2 separate regions of the Mus musculus genome follow, and region 1 is linked to region 2. The links are chromatin loops, found by intact Hi-C in ENCODE. Cell type or tissue: gastrocnemius. All regions are shown on one strand. Region 1 overlaps Ncoa2 (nuclear receptor coactivator 2). Region 2 overlaps Ncoa2 (nuclear receptor coactivator 2).

Region 1 (2,500 bases), 180 kb before region 2:
AGATGGTCGCAGACCTTCAAAGCAACATCCGGCCTTTACTGTCTGGTGTGTAGGGAAGGATCTGGGTAGGCTCTCTGGCCAGGTAGGTGAATGGGGACGGTGCTACGGGCTAAGTGTCTTGGGGGTGGCTAAAACAGCTCAGTGCTGGTTGCCTGCATGCTATAACGGGCTCACTGTCACTCCATGTGCCCACCATGTCTAGACTCCAGAAAGAGACTGGTCTCCACACTTTAGGAAGAGAAGGTAAACAGCAGCTGTGGGCATGTTCACTCTGCTGTGGGCATACTGTGTCCTCCCAAGGCCCTCTTCTCCAAGGCACAGAGGGGATCAGGGGTTATGGAAGGAAAATTGCACATAGTCCGCTAGCGACTCCAGGAGCTCAGATACTTCTCCTGGTAAGACTCCTTCTGGTCTGCCCTGGCAATGGCAGCTCCGTGTCTCTCCTACATCTGATGCTTGTTCAGAACAGAGCAGAGTTTCCCTTCACAGTCTAAGAAGACCTGGACACCTTCAAAGCTAAATTCCCAGTCAGCTGATGCCACTTAGGCTCTTCAGATACATATCTACTGCATTTAAAGCATGCCCAGTCCCCACACGGTGGTGAGGGATGGCCGGAATGCTTGGTCCACCCAAGGCTGTTTATATAAAAGGCTTCTGTTTTGTCAGACTAGATTTCCATCAATCTAAAACTGATTCTGGGGTATAAATAAGAAGTTGTTTAAAGAAAAAGTAAACTGGGTGTGATGGCATCAGCTATCTTAATACCTGGGCTACAGTAGAAGAACAAGGCCAGTCTGGACTAAAGGTCAAGGACCTGTCTTGTAATAATAACAGCAAAAAAGCGAACAACAATGAAACCCAAACCAAAGCAAACAAAAAAACCCACTGGCTTTAGACTTTCCTTAACTAGTCTGTCAGGTTTTCTCTATAGCATGATGCACATTCAGGGTAAAGCAAGACTCTAGAAACCTAAGTGGCCAACAACACAGGCTGCACTAAGCTGTGTACACTGGAGAGGCACAGCAACAGCACATGGCACTTACAGATCTCTTGTTACTTCTCACTACTGCCACCGCTGGGTGTTCGTTCAGCAGAGTTCTTAGGCTTTCAATACTACATTACTAGTGTTGGCTTTGAAAGGGCATGTGGCTTCTTAGAGTATGGTGAGAAGGCTCATTTGTGGCCTAATAAAATTGAAAAATGAAAGTGGCTCGTTTTATAAAACTGTGTTTTTTAAAGCTCACTATGATATGCTCTGATGGCAAGAGCTGACATTTGCTTCTGTTGCCTAGCAACCGCTATGCTATGATGCAAGCATGAGTGTGCATCTATGCCTAGGAACAGCTCTCCGAGCACACACATGCTCTCCCTGTTGAAAGGTCTCCAGTTAAGCCGTAAGCCACTAGATCCCGGAGCTTCCTCTCTGGCACGCTGACTTAGTACTCAGCTTGCACAGGCGCTTCCTCAATGCACTCCACTCATTCTCAGAAGATTATTTTCAAACAGCAAAAATTTTGGTTTGATTTTATGAAATAAGGGCCACTGCCATCCTGCAATCCAGTTTCTACAATTAATGAACTTGTTGCAAGGGCTAAGCCACAGCCTGCCTTGCTCTAAGCGTTTCTTTTTAAAGGCCTCAAAGTCCTCCTTGGGGTTTCAGTGCTATTTCCCACTCCCCGAGGCATAATGAATAAACAGTTATATGGAAAAATTCCAATTAAATCTCTGCTTACAATTCACAAGGTTTTCTAAAGAAAGCTGTCCTCCTCGGCTCTTTTATGTAATTCTAAGTGGTCACCTGGCCACAGCTTTCTTTCCCGCTCCTACAGTGTGTGGGAAGTGCCCCTCTGCCCCCTAGGGATGAGCTGTTAGTTGTTAATGCAAAGGCGAGCTCCCAACTACACAGGACATACCTGCAGATTTAGCGTTTCTAGATGAGAAAGGGGACAGTAAGGTCAAGAGAGTGCCAACTAGCTTTGTTTAAAAAATCCTAGTCCTGAATCCACAAGCCTGCTGCAGCAGGCACAGAGCAGGCACAACGCCGCGGTTCTGACCACGTGGTCCTTTACGCTTAGAATGTCTTCAGCAGAGCAGAGCGCCACGAGACTTGAGATAATTTATGTCTCAGGCAGCTCTGTCTATTCACTGCTATTTCTTCTCTCATTTTACCATAGCCCACATCTTGAATTTTAACTTTGAAAGAGGGACAGTAAAGCACTGGGTGTTTAGTACTCATTAAAAAAACAAGGAGGATTTTATAAGCCTGAGACAGTAGCTGCCCTAAGGCCCTAAGGCCAGTCACTCGGTTATGCTTTTAAAAAGTTCCTTCTTCCTATTTTAACCTTGACTTCTATGAGAAAAACATACTAGTTGGAATTACCAGCCCTAAAAAGCATAACCCTCGTTTTGTTGGCTCTCACATTTTAAACCGTCTACACAGGCCGAGGCATGTGGCACACAGGAACCCTGAGCCTGAGGCAAGAGTCCCACCCTTCAATAG
Region 2 (2,500 bases):
CAATTCCCGCTGAGCAACCAGGGATCCTCAAGGGAACCGCCCCCGCCCCCCTTTCCTAAAACTCAGGAGTCAAGAAAGTCAGTTCACTGGACCCAAACAACCAAAGATAGCTCTTGACCTCTTACACATCAGAGAAGTAGCCACATACTGTACAATTCATCCGTGTTTAAGGAAACTAAAAATAAATAAATAAATAAATAAATAAATAGATAAAATGTTTTACGAATCTTTTGTAAGGGAGTAATATGGAAAGCTATACTGCTATACTTTATTCCTTTTGTTTTCTGCCAACAAATATTCTTTAGCTGCTTTTGCTAAGTACCCACGCTTGGTATCTTAGTGGCGCTTTGGTTCAAAACTTCATTTTGTTTACCCAAGAACAAGACAAAAAAATATGCACAGCATAACCAGTAACTTTGTTAAAATGTCACACCCAGACCAAGCACGAAACTTTCAAGGAGACTTGGGAAATTGGTGTTGGTCTGATTAAACAAGATCCCAGTGAGGCCAATTCCAAACAAGAATGCTTTAGCACTCCTAAAAATCACCTCACAAGAGGCCACCCCGCGCCTTTACTCTCAGGGTGCCCTTTCAATTCACCATCGTCCGGGTGCTGGACAGAAGCCCAGTGAAACTAACGCAGACCTTCAAAGATCTCACCTGGTGCTGAGATCCAGAACGCGGTCACTATCAACATATGCCATTTTAAAACCGGGCCTCGCAGTTACTGCCACATCCTGAAGTGGCTTTAGACTTTGTCATGTCTAAAACAACGCCTCTCGCAGCACCAGAGAAAAGCAATATCTTCGCGCACCTATGCAGGTCTCCCCGGGTCACAGATTCTGTGAGTGACACTATTCCACAAACCCAGGTGCGGGTGACCAAGGGACGCGCCAGAGTGGAGGGCTCGCGGCGTCTCCAAGGCTCCCCCGCCCCGCCTGCAACTCAGCCCTAACTGGACGGAAGAAACCCCGCCTCCTTCCTGCCTCTGGCTCCCACCATTGGCTTACCGGTACCCGGCAGGTCAGTTCCTGCCTTCCATTGGCTCACTGCCCCATCAGTCAGGCACAGCCAGATTCGGGTCGGTGGGAGGGGAAGGAGTCGGAGGAGGTGGAGTGGGAGTGGGATTAGAGGACGAGGTGGCGGAGGAGGGTGCTCGAGCTCAGGCTCGGGTTTGGGAAAGTTTCCCCTGCCAGTGACAGGCCCTCTAGGCTTGAGGCCCAACGTCACTCCCGGAGAGTAAGGGGCTCGGGTCCCCGATTCCCGCCCCTCAGTCCGCAGGCCCCGGAAGCCACTTGGGGGAGGGGAAAGGGAGGGACCATGGAAGCAGGGACCGAGCCACCCCCGAGCGCGGCCGCGGCGCCTCCAGGACTCCCCCAGGGGCGGGGTGCGGGCACTCCAGCCCGCGGCGCCGACCCTGGACGCCTCCCCGGGAGCCTCCAGGGGCCCGGAGAGGAGGGTCCCCGGCCCAGGGCGTGACCGGGGCGCGAGGGCCGCCAGGACCCCTCCCGCTTCCCGCGGGGGGCCCCCGAGGGCCTGTCCCTGCAGGGGCCGCAGAAGGGGTACGGAAGAGGGGGCGCTGGCGAGCCAACCCGGAACCTCCTGGCCCGCAGCCCGCCTCCCGCCCCCGGCCGCGGCCCCAGCGCGCCTCCGGCACACATGCCCGCACCCAGAAAGTTAAGTCAGGGGCGAGCCCGGCGCGGCGCCGCCACCGCCGCCGCCGCCCGACCCCGGCTCCCCGCCCCCACCGCGGCCCGGCCTGCGCGGCCCGAGCGCTACCGCCCCGAAGCCACCCAAGCCCGAGGCCCCCCAGACGCCCGAGCCCCCGCCGCCGCCCCTGCCGGCCGCGTCACCTTCACACACCCCCGGCACTTCCCAGGTCCTGCCTCCCCTCGGCCGGCTCCCACCCGTGCAGCAGTGGCCGCACGCCTCCCGGGAAGAAAGCACCGGCCGCGACTGCGCCCGCCGGCCCGGGCTTCCCCCGCCTGCCCGGGCTGCGCCGCGCAGCCTCGAGGGGGCCGGAGCAGGGGCCCGCGGCACAACCGCCGCTTCCCAGCCTGGTGCTCACCTCTCGGCCGGCGCCGCGGGCTGCAGCCTCCACCCGCCTCGCGCTCCAGGGCTCGTCTCCCGAGCTCTCTCGCCCGGCGCCCGAGCGCCTCCTTTCTCTCCCGGGGACTCGGCGTCTTCCCGCCCTCCCCCCTCCCCCCGGGAGCCGAGTCCCCGGCTCGGCCGCGCCTCGAGGATGGGCGTCGCGGGCTCCGCACGCCTGGGCAGCGGTGCCCGCACACAACAACAGCCTGCCCGGCCGGCCGGCGCGCGGCTCCGCCGGGCTGCGCGCACCAAGGGCAGCGGCCCGGGTGGGAATGCGGCGCCCCCCGCCCGCCGCCCGTGAGCCCCCAGGGGAGGCGCGCTTACCAATGTGGCCGTCACGCCGTCAGGTGCGGGCTGCCGTCGGCGCTGACCTCCGCCGCCGCCGCGGGAGCCCAGGCTGCGGCCGCCA

What was found. Hi-C counts contacts between places; a loop is a spot of excess contacts. Peaks named below come from ENCODE experiments on the same cell type or tissue, not always from the same donor. Only the 100,000 strongest peaks of a DNase experiment are listed, where the experiment ranks them.
Region 1: it touches region 2 in a loop (2.2-fold over the local background); 16 of 42 quality-filtered maps call a loop at or near these places.

What each region holds. Positions count from the first base shown.
Region 1 is chr1:13,187,294-13,189,793 of GRCm38, forward strand. All of the region lies in intron 5 of Ncoa2 (nuclear receptor coactivator 2), which reads right to left. Among named protein-coding and RNA genes, the nearest start is that of Prdm14, 61 kb to the left of the region's middle. In gastrocnemius, a CTCF peak has its summit at 1,094; no DNase peak of the experiment used is centred here; H3K27ac peaks cover 1,562 bases.
Region 2 is chr1:13,371,523-13,374,022 of GRCm38, forward strand. It overlaps Ncoa2 (nuclear receptor coactivator 2), which reads right to left. Exons shown (of 23, transcript NM_008678.3): 1 at 2,416-2,500. Among named protein-coding and RNA genes, the nearest start is that of Ncoa2, 1.3 kb to the right of the region's middle. In gastrocnemius, a CTCF peak has its summit at 1,520; DNase peaks (open chromatin) are centred at 643, 1,039 and 1,582; H3K4me3 peaks cover 2,293 bases; H3K27ac peaks cover 2,259 bases.